Regions from separate parts of the Homo sapiens genome. Here region 2 is linked to region 1. A link is a loop called in an ENCODE intact Hi-C map of the cell type or tissue named here. Cell type or tissue: OCI-LY7. All regions are shown on one strand. Links, peaks and the distances in the headings refer to the core of each region. The heading gives the core; the rest is flanking DNA.

Region 1 (8,132 bases), core at 1,677-6,676:
CCACTGTGCCCGGCCCAATAACTCTTATTTATGCAATAAATAAATATGTCAGTTTTAAGCTGAGTCAGGTTTGCACCCACCTTGGTCAAGGGAGGGATCTTAACACTTTGAGACCCAGAGACTTTGAATGCTGTGGGAATGGCTGTCACCAGCACGTGGCTTGATCAGGGCTTTCTTCTCCTTGCAGTTGTGGCCCCATCAAAGTGAAAACTGAACCCACAGAAGATTCTGGTATGTACTAGCACTTTTAGAATCAATGGTGAAATTAAGGAAGACTTTTCCTTAGTGTAGAAGTTTATAGTTTGACTCAATTATTGTTTTGTTTTGATAAGAAAGAGGCAGTCACTACTAATGTATTCCAACTGTGACACTATTTGTTAATGTTATCACATTAAGACCCAGAAAGGTAATTTGCTCAGTAAGTGGTAGGCAGAGTTCTTTGCCAGTTACATATGTTTGTAGATAAAATGTATTTTTTTTTCCCGTTGTACAGACATATAATGTAAGAGGTCAGCTGTTCTATAGTGCTTTTTACAAAAATCAATAGAATGCCCCCTTCGTCTCCACCTTCCTTCTCTGCACTCCTGTTTTCCACTCTCCAAGGAGACCATTTTCAATTCTCAAATAAAATTGCTATTTAATTCCTTATTTATTTATTTATTTTTTGAGATGGAGTCTTGCTTTGTCACCCAGACTGAAGTGCAGTGGCACGACCTCGGCTCACTGCAACCTCTGCCTCTGGGTTCAAGCGATTCTCCCACCTCAGCCTCCCGAGTAGCTGGGATTACAGGCATACGCCATCACGCACGACTAATTTTTGTATTTTTAGTAGCGACGGGGTTTCGCCAGGTTGGCCTGGCTGGTCTTGAACTCCTGACCTCAAGTGATCCTCCTGCCTCAGCCTTCCAAAGTCCTAGGATTACAGGCATAAGCCACCGTGCCCGGCCCCCGTTTATAATTCTGTTCTGTCCTAGAACCGTGGCACCCAGATGTTCTCAGCATATGTATTTATTTCATCATTTCCCAGTGTTATCCTGTGTCCTAGTGCCACTGTCAAGCCTCCCGCTGCTCGGCCCTGTGCCCCTTATTCACACGGGACACTCCTTAGTGGGCTGTCACCGCCCTGCCTGCCCCCTCATCTCCCTCTGTCTGACCAGGCCCTCGGCAGCTTCCCCAGCCCCTTCCCCGGCCCTTTGTCAGCCTTCTCATTCTGCCATGCTTCCTGGGCAGCCACCTGCCCCGCTTCACCCCATCTAAGGGCATCTCGAATGAGTTGTTGGGGAGGAGGGTAGGGCCGCGTTAACGTGTGTGTGCGTGCATGTGAATGAGAGCTTTTATGTATGTAAGTGTATTTTGGGAGAGCTGCAAGAAAGTGTTGAATTATCCTTTTTTGGAAAAGGTATTTGAGTCTTTTACACTGTTTGCTGGTTTTACAGAAGGTTTTTCTTTTTTCTTTATTTTCACTCCATAGGAAATCTCAAATTTTTGTGTGGTTTTCAGTAGATTGTGCCAAAAAAAATCATCATTTTGCAAATGTTTCCCCTTAATTCATATATTCATCTCCTGAATATTTAGTTTGCTTCTAAAAAGAAACATGCTGAATTCAGAAACCCCATGTGTTTAATTGAATTCTTTCAACTGTCTTTATGTACACATCAGCATCATTATAGGTTTTTTTTTTTCTCTTTTACACTTTGCATCTTTGTATTCTTAATTTATCCTGCAAATAAGATGTACATTTATAGCCAGGGTGCAGCCAGGAGACAGAAACCATATCAGTTATTGGAACAGAGAAAATTTAATGTAAAGATTGTTGGCCGGGTGCAGTGGCTCACACCTGTAATCCCAGCACTTTGGGAGGCTGAGGCGAGTGGATCACCTGAGGTCAGGAGTTGGAGACCGGCCTGGCCAACATGGTGAAACCCAGTCTCTACTAAAAATACAAAAAAAATTAGCAGGGCATGGTGGTGGGCGCCTGTAATCCCAGCTACTCAAGAGGCTGAGGGAGGAGAATCGTTTGAACTCAGGAGGTAGAGGTTACATTGAGTCAAGATCGTGCCATTGCACTCCAGCCTGGGCAACAAGAGTGAAACTCCATCTCAAAACAAAACAAACAAAAACAGATTGTTAACTGGTTATAAAATTGTTAACTTTGTAACCTTAAGGAGAATACTAAGGTTTTTTTTAAGGAACAATTCTAGGCAGTGGCTGCCACCCCATCAGCTTTCCATCTGACTTCTGAGGTGGGGTAGTGTTTGGCTGGTGCTGGTGGCTGAGGGGCATGGTGAGGCTGCTTCTGGTAGTGTTGGAGACATTGCCAGCCGGGCACAGCTGTTGTGATGGGAGGGCCTGCTTTGGCCAGGCTGAACGAGGGTACCAAGGAGTGACCTTTTTGGGATGAGAATGCAGACAAGAAGCCAAAAGGAAGGCCCAGATCTCTTCTCCTCCTCTAGCCTTTCTCTCTGTAGTGTATCTTTGTGGCAGAGACTCACATGGAGCCAGCTGCTATGCAGAGCTCAAACTTCAGCAGAAACCCAGAGGATGGGTTTGCAACTGAGAGACATCAGTTTTGTGGGTGGCCCAGGCTGTTCTCTTTGGCTGCTCAGCATATATACACACCCTTCCCTGCACATTTGACCTTCTGTACAACAACGAGACAACTGTTCCATCTAAAGAGATGCAACTTTACTTCCTACAAAGAAATCCATTTTTACTCTCTCCTCAAAATGGGGGGACACAGTGTTCCAGCAGTCACACCCATCGCTGGGAGACTGACTGAAAATCCAGTCGCGAGCTATGTTACCTGCTCTTTAAATGCAGTGCAAACCTATTTGAGTAATCTCTAGTCTAATGGACAAATGGAAAGGAAACTTCCAGCCAAACTATTGTGAAATACTACCACACAGAAGAGAATAGTTAGTATATGCAAGCATATAATCTTCACACAAACACATTTGTAACAGACAAGGAAGACAATAGGCATAGTCGCCACAGTCTACGTTTCTGCAGCTTACCAGACTTTTTTTTGGATTTACCTTTTTATTTTTATTTATTTATATTTTTTGAGACAAGGTCTCACTCTGTCGTCCAGACTGGAGTGCAGTCGTGCGATCTCGGCTCACCACAACCTCCGTGTCTCAGATTCAAGCGATTCTCCCACCTCAGCCTCCCGAGCAGCTGGGATTACAGACGTGTGCCACCCAGCCAATTTTTGTATTATTCATTTATTTATTTTAGTAGAGACGGGGTTTAACCATGTTGACCAGGCTGGTCTTGAACTCCTGACCTCAGGTAATCATCCGCCTCAGCCTCCCAAAGTGCTGGGATTATAGGCATTAGCCTCTGCACCCAGCCAGTATGTGTAAGGTTCTTTAGCCAATTGGAGTGACCCAAATTTTTATTCCTGAAGGGTCTGAATCCCCAGTGGATCTGCCTTTTTTGTTAGCTGTAATGCTGTGATTTTCTTTCTTTCTTTATTTTTTTTTTTTGAGACGGAGTCTTGCTGTGTCGCCCAGGCTGGAGTGTAGTGGTACCATCTCCGCTCACTGCAACCTCCACCTCTTGGGTTCAGGTGATCTTTGTGCCTCAGCCTCTCGGGTAGCTGGGACTACAGGTGCGTGCCACCACTCCCGGCTAATTTTTGTATTTTTAGTAGAGACGAGGTTTCACCATGTTGGCCAGGCTGGTCTCGAACTCCTGACCTCAGGTGATTCGCCCGCCTGGACCTCCCAAAGTGCTGGGATTACAGGCACGAGCCACCGCACCTGGCTGTTAGCTGTAATTTTCTATTAACTTTTACTGATGGACATGAAAGTGCTAAGTTAGCCCAGAGAGTTGCAAAGGTCTCAGATGCAGTGTTCTCTGCCACCACTGTGTAGCAGCAAAACACTTTCCCCTTGGTGATTGAAGGCAATGGAGTAACTCCTTTTTTTGCTTGTTGCTTCAGGGATGCATACCCTTTGTATATCAATTTAACTCTCTTTGAGCTCTTTCTCTAGAGTTGAAAATATTCTTTACAAAGTTGCCCAAGTCAGAGCTCACGATTTCGTTTGTGTTAGGGTTGGTATGACTGTGGTTGAATATCTCAGTCTGAAATGTGTATGTGCACCCATGCATTGTTCATTTCTTTTTCTTTTTTTTTGAGAGGGAGTCTCGCCGTGTCACCCAGGCTGGAGTGCAGTGGCACAATTTTGGCCCTTCCCAAAGTCAACTTTTTAATAACATCGATTGCTTTTGCCTATTTTGACCTTCATATGAGTGGAATTACACAACATGTACTCTTTTGTATCTGGCCACAAAGGTCTGCTTCAAATCATCTGTCCTAATTGTGGGCAAAGCTTTATGCAGAAAGGTGTGCTTTGTACCCTTACACAAATCCCTGTAATAAAAGGGATGTATTAGGCAGAAAAAAACCAATGTATCTCATTATTGAAATTGTTGACCATTATGCTATCTCTCCTTTGGAATACTGAGTTATTAAAACTGATGTTTATAAGTGTGTTTCAATGGTTTATAAAAGTATTTTTAATATTAAGTGAAAAGGGAGTGTGGTAAAATTTTCTTTGATTCTAAAGATAAGAATTTGCTGGAGAAAAGAGCAGCACATAATTGCAGAATATTAATAAATGGTTAAAACTTTGCATTGGCTGGGATTATAGTGATTTTTTACCTTCTGCTACCTAGCAAACTTTTGTCTTTTCAAAGACGTAAAGTCTTTACTTAAAATAAATATGCATTGCTGTATTTATAGGGAGGGCAGAGAGGATTTCCCTACACAATCTAGCTGAAAGTTCTCACATGCAATCATATCATTGCATTTGCTTTTCTAGGCATTTCCCTGGAAATGGCAGCTGTGACAGTAAAGGAAGAATCAGAAGATCCTGATTATTATCAATATAACATTCAAGGTAATTTGAATTAATGCAATTTTTCTTTCTAAAAATTATTCGTGGTTAAAATTAAAATTTGCTCATCAATTGCTTTAATTTCTTAAATAATATTTTATTGATCAGTTCTTGATTGACATATATATTGTAATTCAGTCCCGGGGATAAAACATTTAAAAATGGGGCTAAAAGATCAACTCAGACAATCCAGAGGGGATATGTAAAATAGCCATTTGTGTTCTTAAAAGGATGAGCAAAAGTTGTGGCACAATTTAGAATTCAATCCCAGGTTCTAGTGTTGCAAAATAAAACAAACCTATTAGGCAAATGCAGATAATGTCAGCTTAATTTTTTCTCACTGCATAATTATAGTATATTAAACACTTAAAGTAAAAAATCTGGTTAGCTTTGCCATCTACATATCTAATACACCATCTTCATTGCATCCAAGATAATGAAATATCTATAACCCCAAAAGTTTCCTGTGTCCCCTTGTTATTCATTGCCCTGCCCAGTATTCAGGCAACACGGATCTGTTTTCTGTTTTAGGTTAGTTTGCATTTTCTATAAAGTCTTATGAATGAAATAATAAAATGTGGACTATTTTCATGGGCCGGGGAGCAGTGTGGCTTCTTTCATTTCAAATGATTGTTTTGAAATTCATCCACAGCGTTGCACGTATCAGTAGTAGATTCCATTTGATTGTTGATTTGTATTCTATTGTATGCCTGAGTCAAAATTTATTCATTTCTTTGTCTGTTGATAGCCATTTGGGTTCTTCCAGTTTGGGGCCATTACAAATAGAGGTACTATGAACATTGTGTAGAGGCTTTTGTGTGGACATAGGCCTTCATTTCTCTCTTTTTTTTTTTTTTTTTTGAGACAGAGTCTCACTCTGTTGCCCAGGCTGGAGTGCAGTGGCGCGATCTTGGCTCACTGCAACCTCCACCTCCCAGGTTGAGGTGATTCTTCTGCCTCAGCCTCCCGAATAGCTGGGATAGCAGGTGTGTGCCAACACACCTGGCTAATTTTTGTGTTTTTTAGTAGACACAGGGTTTCACCATGTTGGCCAGGCTGGTCTCGAGCTCCTGACCTCAGGTGATCCACCCGCCTTGGCCTCCCAAAGTACTGGGATTACAGGGGCTAACACGCTTTTTTAAAATGAAATATTTAAAACCTAAAAGCATAGTATCAGTCTGCCCAGGTTTAGTGAACCATAGTATTTGTCTCTTCTCTCCTCCCTCCAAGAAACAACGTGTAACTATTTCATTGAAGCCTTTCTTTGGGCTCCCCCAAATCCCCACTTTTCTCTCTATTCTTAAGTTAACCATGATCTTGAAAACTGAGAATTGTCCTTCCTGATGGTGATGTGCTTTACTACGTAAATATTCTCCCGGGAGTGTGTGTGTGTGTGTGTGTGTGTGTGTGTGTGTGTGTGTGTGTGTGTGTCATGTCATATTTATTGTTTTATATATGCCACTTCCTGAGTGAAGCTTACACAGTGGTACACTGTATGTGTTGTTGAGTATAGTCTGTCACTCAATTTAAGTTTTCAAGATTTATCTTTTTTTTTTTTTTTTTGGCGTGGGGGTGGGGATGGATTTTTGCTCTGTCGCCCAAGCTGGAGTGCAGTGGTGAGATCTCGGCTCATTGCAACCTCCGCTTGCCGGGTTCAAGCAATTCTCTGCCTCAGCTGGGATTTATCTGTTTTGTCACAAGTAGATTTAATCATGTCATCATGGTAGTTACACTGTGTGATTATAATACAGTTCGTTTTTTCGTTCTTCTACATAAAGACATTGATGTTTTCTTCTAAAACTTTTGTATTCCAAAATAGGCTTGGATATATTTCTCTGTGCACCTCAGTGCTCCTGTAAAATAGTGACATTCAAATGTGAGTGTTGGGAATGTGTTGATTTTCTCAATGAGTGGTAGGCACCTCAAGCATTTGAGAGGTGGAGGTTAAGTATGTTTTAGGGTGAATAAAATCAAGTACCATTTTTAGGGTGAATAAAATTCAAATATGGGACATTAAAATAATTTGAAAGTATAGTGATACGTGAAGGTATTTTGAGTAAATACCAACTAAAAAAAATATAGTTTAGCAATATTGGAAGCCAAAAACAGTAGTAGCAGGATAGAATAAGACTATGTCGTATTTAAAGGAATTGGTCACTAAGTTGATATAACAACCATTAGTTTGTATGTGCCTAACTATGTATCCTCACAGTAAAAGTAAAAATTATTTACAAATTATAAGTCTCTATAGATATGTACAGTCATGTGGGAGATTTTAACCAATGATATACGTCTAGCTGATGAATACTCTTTTAACATTTATATGCTAAATAGAATATTTTCACTACAGTTAATATATGTAAGCTAACTATAGAAAACTGTGTACCCAAGAAATAAGTTTATTTACAAAGCATGAATCATTTATAAAAATTGACTGTATACTTGTTCACAGTCTTAATAAATTCTCTGAACATACTGAAATTAAATTATTAATAGAAAACATACACAGTGGGAATCCTAGGAAACATGCTTGTAATTGACTTAATGAGGGCCTCATTAAAAATATTTAGACCAGAATATTGAGAATGCCACATAGTTAAACTTGTGAAGAGCAACTAAAGCAGTACTTAGAGGTCAATTAGTAGCCTTCACTAAGGTTGCATTTTTAAATCCTGTAAATAGCACATCTTCCTTTTCTTGAGCTCTGTATATTTTACTCAGAGTCAGAAGACTAGGAAGCAGTGGATCTAGCATTTGAATTTAGGAGTCTACATTCCAAGACTTGCTCTTCTTTGAGATTCCAAATAGAAACTATTTCTTTATTTCTCATGCAATTGATTTTTTTCTCTGATGTGTCCTTTGCCTGTAATGTGTAGTGTGGTGCATCTTTGTGAAATTTCTTAGGCTTTAGAGAATGAAGCCTTTCAAACAACTTCGGATGTTTTCCCAATTCTCTTCAGAGATAGTTAACTGAACTGTGGTCATATTAATGCCAAAATGTGTTTTATATTAAATAGCCATTGAAAACACAATGTTTTGTTTTCTATTTTAAAACTATTATTATTTTAATCATTAAAAAGTTTGATGATAACATGTAAATGTGTTGTCAAAATATAGCAGTTTGTGAAGTTGAATTTAACTCAGAGTACTTTCTGTGTTTTGGAAAGAACCTTATTAGAAAAAGTGCCCGCTGTGCTGGAAGAAAGGGAGAATGAATTAATAGCTGTT
Region 2 (8,132 bases), core at 1,898-6,897, 94 kb before region 1:
TCCCGAGTAGCTGAAACTACAGGCACCCACCACCCCACCTGGCTAATTTTTCTATTTTTAGTAGAGAGAGCGTTTAATCATGTTAGCCAGGCTGGTCTCGAACTCCTGACCTCAAGTGATCTGCCTGCCTCAGCCTCTCAAAGTGTTGGGATTACAGGCGGGAACCACTGCACCTGGCAAAAAAGAACCGTTAATTAGGGCTGGGTGCCGTGGCTCCCACTTGTAATCTCAGCACTTCAGGAGCCCAAGGTGGGAAGGAGGATTCCTTGAGGCCAGCAGTTCAAGAGCAGTCTGGGCAATGTAGCCAAATCCCATCTCTACAAAAAATAAATGAGCCAGGCGTGGTGGTGTGTGCCTGTAATCCCAGCTACTCGGGAGGCTGAAGCAGGAGGATCACTTGAGCCTGGGAGGTCGAGGCCGCAGTAAGCCATGATCACATCATTGCATTCCAGTCTGGATGACAGAGCAAGACTTTGTCTCAAAAACACATACCAAAAAAAAAAAAAAACCTGTCAATTAGAGGTGTTGCCACAATCCCAATAATAGCACAGTGCTTGACTCACAGATATTAAGAAGTTGGCACTTGAAAAATAAAACGAAGCAGTAAGAAGACATTCTCCTCCCCAGCTCTGACCTGCCCGTTCCTGCTTAAGCACAGCCATTCAAGCCTCCACTGCCTCCAGGAGGAAACCCACAGGCGTGAGTCTGGCATCGGAGACCTGGCCCCAATAGCTCACTTCTTCCCTGTCCCCCAGGGAGCCTTGGGTTCCAGCCAAACCAGGCCACCTCCCCCACTCACCAGTCTCAGATCATTCTAGAGCCTCTCACACCTCCAGGCCTTTTGCCTGGCTGGTTCTTGCCTTTCCTTTGCCTGGCCACGATCCAGCTGAAATGTCTTCTGTCCCTTGCAGCCTCCCCCAGCGGCCCAGGCCCAGCAGGCACTCTCAGAGCATGTCACACAATGTGTCATTGTCCCTGCAGAAATGGTTTATTGAACACACAGCTTGAAACACAAGCTCATGATACCGTCTAAATACCTCCCGAGCAAAAAGAATGTTCTTTTCTTTTTTTCTTTTCTTTTTTTATTCTTCCTTTTTTTGTGTGTGTGTGTGACAGGGTCTCACTCAGTTGCCCAGACTGGAGTGCAGTGGGGCCATCATAGCTCATTGCAGCCTCAACCTCCTGGGCTCAAGCCATCCTCCCACCTCAGCCTTCCAAGTAGCTGGGACTACAGACACACATCACTGTGCCCAGATTTTTTTTTTTAATGGAGTTTCACTCTTGTTGTCCAGGCTGGAGTGCAATGGCACGATCTCAGTTCACTGCAACCTCCGCCTCCCAGGTTCAAGTGATTCTCCTGCCTCAGCCTCCTGAGTAGCTGGGATTACAGGCACCCGCCACCACACCTGGCTAATTTTTGCATTTTTAGTAGAGACGGGGTTTCACCATGTTGGCCAGGCTGGTCTTGAACTCCTGACCTCAGGTGATCCTCCTGCCTCAGCCTCCCAAAGTGCTGGGATTACAGGCGTGAGCCACCGCACCCAGCCTTTTTTTTTTTTTTTTTTTTTAAGACAGAGTCTCACTCTCACTCTGTCACCCAGGCTGGAGTGCAGTGGCATAATCTTGGTTTACTGTGACCTCCACCTCCCAGGTTCAAGCGATTCTCCTGCCTCAGCCTCCCAAGTAGCTGGGATTACAGACACCTATCACCAGGCCCACCTAATTCTTGCATTTTTAGTAGAGACAGGATTTCACCATGTTGGCCAGGCTGGTCTCAAACTCCTGACCTCAAGTGATCTGCCTGCCTCAGCTTCCCAAAGTGCTGGAATTACAGGCATGAGCCACCACGCCTGGCCACAGCTAATTTTTTTTAATGTTTTGTAGACAGGAGTCTCACTATGTTCCCCAGTCTGGTCTCTAACTCCTGGCCTCAAGGGATCCTCCTGCCTTGGCCTCCCAAAGTGCTAGGATTCCAGGTGTGAGCCACCACCCCTGGCCCAGAATGCTCTTTTCTTCTTCATAGCCTTCAGGCTTCATGCTGAGAACAGAGTCTCACTCTGTCACCCAGGCTGGAGTGCAGTGGTGCGATCTTGGCACCCGCCTCCTGGGTTCAAGCAATTCTCCTGCCTCAGCCTCCCAAGTAGCTGGAACTACAGGCATGCACCACCATGCCTGGCTAATTTTTGTATTTTTATTTTATTTTATTTTATTTATTTATTTTTGGATATGGAGTCTTGCTCTGTCACCCAGGCTAGAGGACAGTGGTGCCATCTTGGCTCACTGCAACCTCCCCCTCCCGGGTTCAAGCGATTCTCCTGCTTCAGCCTCTCAAGTTGCTGGGATTACAAGTGCCTGCCACCTCGCCTGGCTAATTTTTGTGTTTTTAGTAGAGACGGGGTTTCACCATGTTGGCCAGGCTAGTCTCAAACTCCTGACCTCATGATCCACCTGCCTCAACCTCCCAAAGTGCTGGGATTACAGGCATGAGCCACCTCATCCGGCCGACCCCATCTCTAACATAAAAATTTTCTTAAACTGGTGGGGCCTTTGGGAGGAGATAAGGTGATGAGGGTGAAGCCTTCATGAATGGGATTAGTGCCCTTATAAAAGGGACCTGTTTAAGCTTGTTTGCCCATTCCACCATATGAGGACATGTGAGAAGGGACCATCTATGAGAAACGGTTCCCTTACCAGACACCAAATCTGCCAGCACTTTGACCTTGGACTTCCCAGCTTCCAGAACTGTCAGAAACCTGCCAGGCGCAATGGCTCACGTCTGTAATCCCAGCACTTAGGGAGGCCAAGGCGGGCAGATCACTTGAGGTCAGGAGTTCAAGACCAGCCTGGCCAACAGGGTGAAACCCTGTCTCTACTAAAATACAACAAAATTAGCTGGGTGTGGTGGCACACACCTGTAGTGCCAGCTACTCGAGAGGCTGAGGCAGGAGAATCGCTTGCACCTGGGAGGCAGAGATTGCAGTGAGCCAAGACTGAGCCACTGAACTCCAGCCTGGGCGACAAGGCGAGACTCTGTCTCAAAAAAAAAAAAAAAGAACTGTAAGAAGAAAACGCTTGTTGTTTATAAGTCACCCCCCAGTGTATGGTATTTTTGTTGTAACAACCCATATGGACTAAGATACTTGGGTTGGCTGTCAGGGCCAGGAAGTAAAAGTGACCATGTTGTCTTCCCAGGAGGCCATAAGCCCATTGCTAAGGGAAATAAGCCATCAAGAACAATTCAATGGCCGGGCACAGTGGCTCACGCCTGTAATCCCAACACTTTGGGAAGCCGAGGCGGGTGGATCACCTGAGGTCAGGAGTTCGAGACCAGCCTGGCCAACACAGTGAAATACCGTCTCTACTAAAAATACAAAAAAAAAAAAAAAAAAATTAGCCGGGCATGGTGGCAGGCAACTGTAATCCCAGCTACTTGGGAAGGTGAGACAGGAAAATCACTTGAACCCGGGAGGCAGAGGTTGCAGTGAGCCAAGATCAAGCCACTACACTCCAGCCTGGGTGACAAGAGTAAAACTCCGTCTCAAAAAAAAAAAGGAACAATTGTATAATCCCACTTATGTGATATATCTAGAAAAGGTAAATTCACACAGACAGAAAATAGAATAAAGGCAACTAGAGATCAGGAGAAGGGGATATGGAGAGTTAGCGTTTAATGGGTAAAGAGTTTCTGTTTGGGGCCGGGCGCAGTGGTTTACATCTATAATCCCAACATTTTGGGAGGCTGAGGCAGGTGGATCACTTGAGGTCAGAAGTTCAAAACCAGCCTGGCCAACATGGCGAAACCCGTCTCTATTAAAAAAAAAAAAAAAAGAAAAGAAAAAGAAAAAATTTGAGACTCTGTCTCAAAAAAATAAATAATTAATTTTTTTAAAAATACAAAAATTAGCCAGGCCTGGTGGCACATGCTTGTAATCCCAGCTAATGGAGAGGTTGAGGCATGAGAATTGCTTGACCCTGGGAGGTAGAGTTTACAGTGAGCTGAGATTGAGCCATTGTACTCCAGCCTGGGCAAGAGAGCAAGACTTCATCTCAAAAAAAAAGCAAGTGTAGAAGAAAGAGTGGAAGGCAGTGTAGAAATATAAGTAGTAATTATCTTTCAGTAGTGGGATTATGAGTGTTTTTATTTTTTCCTCATGCTTTTCTCTTTGTATACTTTTCTTTTTCCTTTTTTTTTTTTTACATTTTTCTAAAATTAGCACATATTACACTTCTAATCAGGCAAAAATCAATGAGCGTTTTTTGGTTTGTTTGTTTTTAGACAAGGTCTCATTCTGTCACTCAAGCTGGAGTTTGGTGGCATGATCATAGCTCACTGCAGCCTTGAACTCCTGACCTCAAGCGATCCTCCTGCCTTAGCCTCCCAAAGCACTGGGATTACAGGCGTGAGCCACCATGCCTGGCCAACTGTTGTTTTCCCATAGCACATATTGTGCTTTGAATCAGAGTTGGCTGATACATGTCTCTTTCCCTTTGTCTTCTCTCGCCCCGACCGTGCACTCAGCGCCTAGAAGGCAGAAGCCATCTATGACCGTGGGGACCAAAGTGACACTCTGGAAATAGGGCGCATAAGGAGAGAGAGTGTGTGTTTCAGCAGCTGCTGCAGACTGCACCATCTAACCCTGAGCTGCTGTCACCCAAGAAAAGTGAAACTCATTTCTTATTTAAGCCACGGTTTGCAGGAGCTGAATGCAATCCTGACTGATCACCATATGCTCCATTTTCATTAAGCTAGAAAATTAGCCAGCCATGGTGGTGCATGCCTGTGGTCCCAGCTACTCCGGAGGCTGAGGCTGGAGGATCACTTGAGCACAGCAGGTAGAGGGTGCTGTGAGCTATGATCGTGCCACTGTACTCCAGCCTGAACCACAGAGCAAGACTCTGTTTCATAAAAATAAAGAGAAAAGGTAGAAAAATTACGTGTGTATGTGTGATCACTTACATGAGCATAAAGATGCTGAAGGATACATATCTTGCCATTAACATTGATAGTCAATATCAAGGGATAAGATTAGAGACAATGGAGAGATTATGAGGTTTCTATTTTTTAATTAATTAATTAATTATTTATTTTGAGGTAGAATCTCGCTCTGTCACCCGGGCTGGAGTGCAGTGGTGTGATCTCCGCTCACTGCAACCTTTGCCTCCCAAGTTCAAGCGATTCTCCTGCCTGAGCCTCCCAACGGCGAAACTCAGTCTCTACTAAAAATACAAAATTAGCCGGGCGTGGTGGCAGAGTGTGGTAGGTGCAGGCCTAGGGAGACTGAGGACATGGAAGGTTCGGTGGAGTTTTCCAGTTTGAGCCCAGGCCACCAGATTCAGAGTTGCTCCAAATTCCTTGGTGCAAAGGGTCAGGCTCCAGTTCCATTAGCCTAATGCAGCAGGCATCCAGGAGACCGGCAGGGCCCTGCCTGGGGACATGAGACCCAGAGGGGCAAGTGCAGCCTGGCAGAGGAGCAGAGTGACAGCTGTGGCATGTGGCGCTGGCCCCAGGCTCCCCAGAGGTGTGCCCTGGCTCTCATGAGCAGACCCAGTTACCTGCCCTGCTCTGGGGCTCTGAGATGGTGGCTGGATCCCATCTTACATGCAGCTGAGCTGGGCTGGGGCACACAGGAGCCAGGCGTGTGCCCAGTAACAAACAAAACCATGTGGCCATGCTTGCACATGATCCATGTCTTCTTGGTCAGCAGCTCTTTGCTGCTCAGAGCCTTCATGGCGCCTGCCCTGTGAAGCCACGTGGTGGGGACGGGGGTGGGGATCACAGTGCTGCTGGCCCAAACCCCCTCCCACACCCCTGCCTCCCTGCTCCTATTTCCTCTCTCGAGGCAGCCAAGGGTTTCCTGTCTTTCTGGCTGTCTGAGCGGCTTCCTCATTTATCTCTCAACATCTTGCAGCAGGTGCCATCGTTCCTTCTGTTCTTGGAAACTCAGACAGGCTGGGACCAAGCAGAGATCCGTGGGGATTGTTCAAAGGAGAGATGGCAGAGGGAAATGGCAGTGGGGTTAGTTTTGCAGGACCCAGCTAGGTTCTGGGGGAGCCAGCAGAGAGAAGGGTTTCTTTCTTTTCTCTCTCTGCTTTTTTTTTTTTTTTTTTTTCTGTTTTTAGAGACAGGGCCTTGCTCTAACACCCAGGTGGAGGCGCAGTGGCGTAATCACAGCTCACTGCAGCCTCGACCTCCCAGGTTCAAGTGATCCATGATTCTCCTGCCTCAGCCTCCTGAGTAGCTGGGACCACAGGCACACGCTACCATGCCCGGCTAATTTTTATTTTTGTAGAAATGGGGTCTCACTATGCTTCCCAGGCTGGTTTCAAACTCCTGTCCTCAAGAGGTTCTCCTGCCTTTTGGGGCCAAATTCCTGAAACCTGGACTGACTCCTGTGCCCCCTCCTCCTTTCTGACCCAGTAAAAGTCTTCTCTTTGCAGCTTCTGCACAGGGACCAAGTGAAATTGCTAACACGGGTCGGGCGCAGTGGCTCACACCTGTAATCCCAGCACTTTGGGAGGTTAAGGTGGGTGGCAGATCATTTGAGGTCAGGAGTTTGAGACCAGCCTGTCCAACATGGTAAAATCGCGCTGGGTGCGGTGGCTCACGCCTGTAATCCCGGCACTTTGGGAGGCCGAGACGGGCAGATCACGAGGTCAGGAGTTCTAGACCAGCCTGACCAACATGGTGAAACCTTGTCTCTACTAAAAATACAAAAATTAGCTGGGCCTGGTGGTGGGTGCCTGCAATCCCAGCTACTCGGGAGGCTGAGGCAGGAGAATCGCTTGAACCCAGGAGGCAGAGGTTGCAGTGAGCCGAGATCATGCCATTGCACTCCAGCCTGGGCAACAGGGCAAGACTCCATCTCATAAAAAAAAAAAAAAAAAAAAAAAAAAAGAATTGATTAAATGCCAACATGGTGAAATTTCATCTCAAAATACAAAAATTAGCTGGGCATGGTGGCACACACCTGTGGTCCCAACTACTTGGGAGGCTGAGGCGGGAGAATAACTTGAACCTGGGAGGCGGAGGTAGCAGTGAGCCAAGATCATGCCACTGCACTCCAGCCTGGGAGACAGAGTGAGACTCCAGCTCTGAAAAAAAAAAAAAAAAAGCAATTGTTAACAGAATCGTGGCTCCGAAAGTAGGGTTGCCAAATAAAATACAAGAAGCCTAGTCAAATGTGAATTTCAGATGAACAACAAATAATTGTTTTAGTGTAAGTTATGTCCATATATTGCAAGGAACATGATTGCACTCAAGAATTATTTGTTGTTTATCTGAAATTCAAATTCAACACAGCATCCCCTATTTTTATTTGCTAAATGTGGCAACCTGATCCTAAAACGGCTCAGCTTTCAAAGTTCTAATCAGATTTCTCAGAAAGGAAAGAGAGGGAGAAGGAGAGGGAACAAAAGAACAAATTGCCCCCTAAAGAAAGAAATCACTCCGTGTGCCTGAGCAATTGAGGGGCTTCCTCCTGCAGGCCCAGACACAGATGCCCCAGGAGAGAGGGCCAGGCTGTGTGAGACACTTAGGTGCTAATACTGGTTCAGCCACCAACTTCCCACCTCCCTGTAGGTCATCCCCGGGCAGTGGTTGGGATTCCCTGAGCTCCAGGGCACCTCCTCGCTGAAGATTCACAGGCCCCGGTGTCCTGGGTGCTGTCATTCATCGCACTAGTTCCCAGCACCCCCTCTGTCTGCAAAGGTCAGGCCCTGGGAGAGGAGTGAGACTCCTGGGCCCCCGAGCAGCTGGCTAGCAGGCAGATACAGACCCATAAACAGATCTCCAAGATCCAAGGGGGCAGAATTTCTGCCTTCTCCTTTAGACAGAGAGTTAGTCCCTGCTGAGCCCCGCACCTGTTCTCTCCCCTGTGCCAGCAGCCACTCAGGGATCTGCAGGGGCTGCCTACAGGTGATACTGGCTGCAGTGGCCCTAACATCGTCGACAAAAAAAAGCTCTCCATGGAGGCTGGGCGCGGTGGCTTACGACTATAATCCCAGCACTTTGGGTCGTTGAGGCGGATGGATCACCTGAGGTCAGGAGTTTGAGACCAGCCTGGCCAACATGGGCAAACCCCGTCTCTACTAAAAATATAAAAATTAGCCAGGCAGCTGGGCGAGGTGGGTCA

The links. A loop is a pair of places that touch in the nucleus more often than their neighbours do. Peaks named below come from ENCODE experiments on the same cell type or tissue, not always from the same donor. Only the 100,000 strongest peaks of a DNase experiment are listed, where the experiment ranks them.
Region 2: a loop joins it to region 1, with 2.7 times the contacts of the local background. A loop is called at or near these places in 7 of 110 quality-filtered maps.

What each region holds. Positions count from the first base shown.
Region 1 is chr7:74,706,203-74,714,334 of GRCh38, forward strand. GTF2I (general transcription factor IIi) reads left to right here. Exons shown (of 35, transcript NM_032999.4): 8 at 188-231; 9 at 4,830-4,907. The region is part of intron 2 of GTF2I-AS1 (GTF2I antisense RNA 1); the gene reads right to left. Among named protein-coding and RNA genes, the nearest start is that of GTF2I-AS1, 19 kb to the right of the region's middle. In OCI-LY7, for the core only: CTCF peaks have their summits at 3,874 and 4,076; a DNase peak (open chromatin) is centred at 3,869.
Region 2 is chr7:74,611,807-74,619,938 of GRCh38, forward strand. No RefSeq gene overlaps it. Among named protein-coding and RNA genes, the nearest start is that of MIR10525, 20 kb to the left of the region's middle. RefSeq lists enhancers at 5,037-5,602, 5,603-6,167. In OCI-LY7, for the core only: CTCF peaks have their summits at 4,823, 5,038 and 6,109; DNase peaks (open chromatin) are centred at 4,835, 5,725 and 6,145; H3K4me3 peaks cover 963 bases; H3K27ac peaks cover 1,421 bases.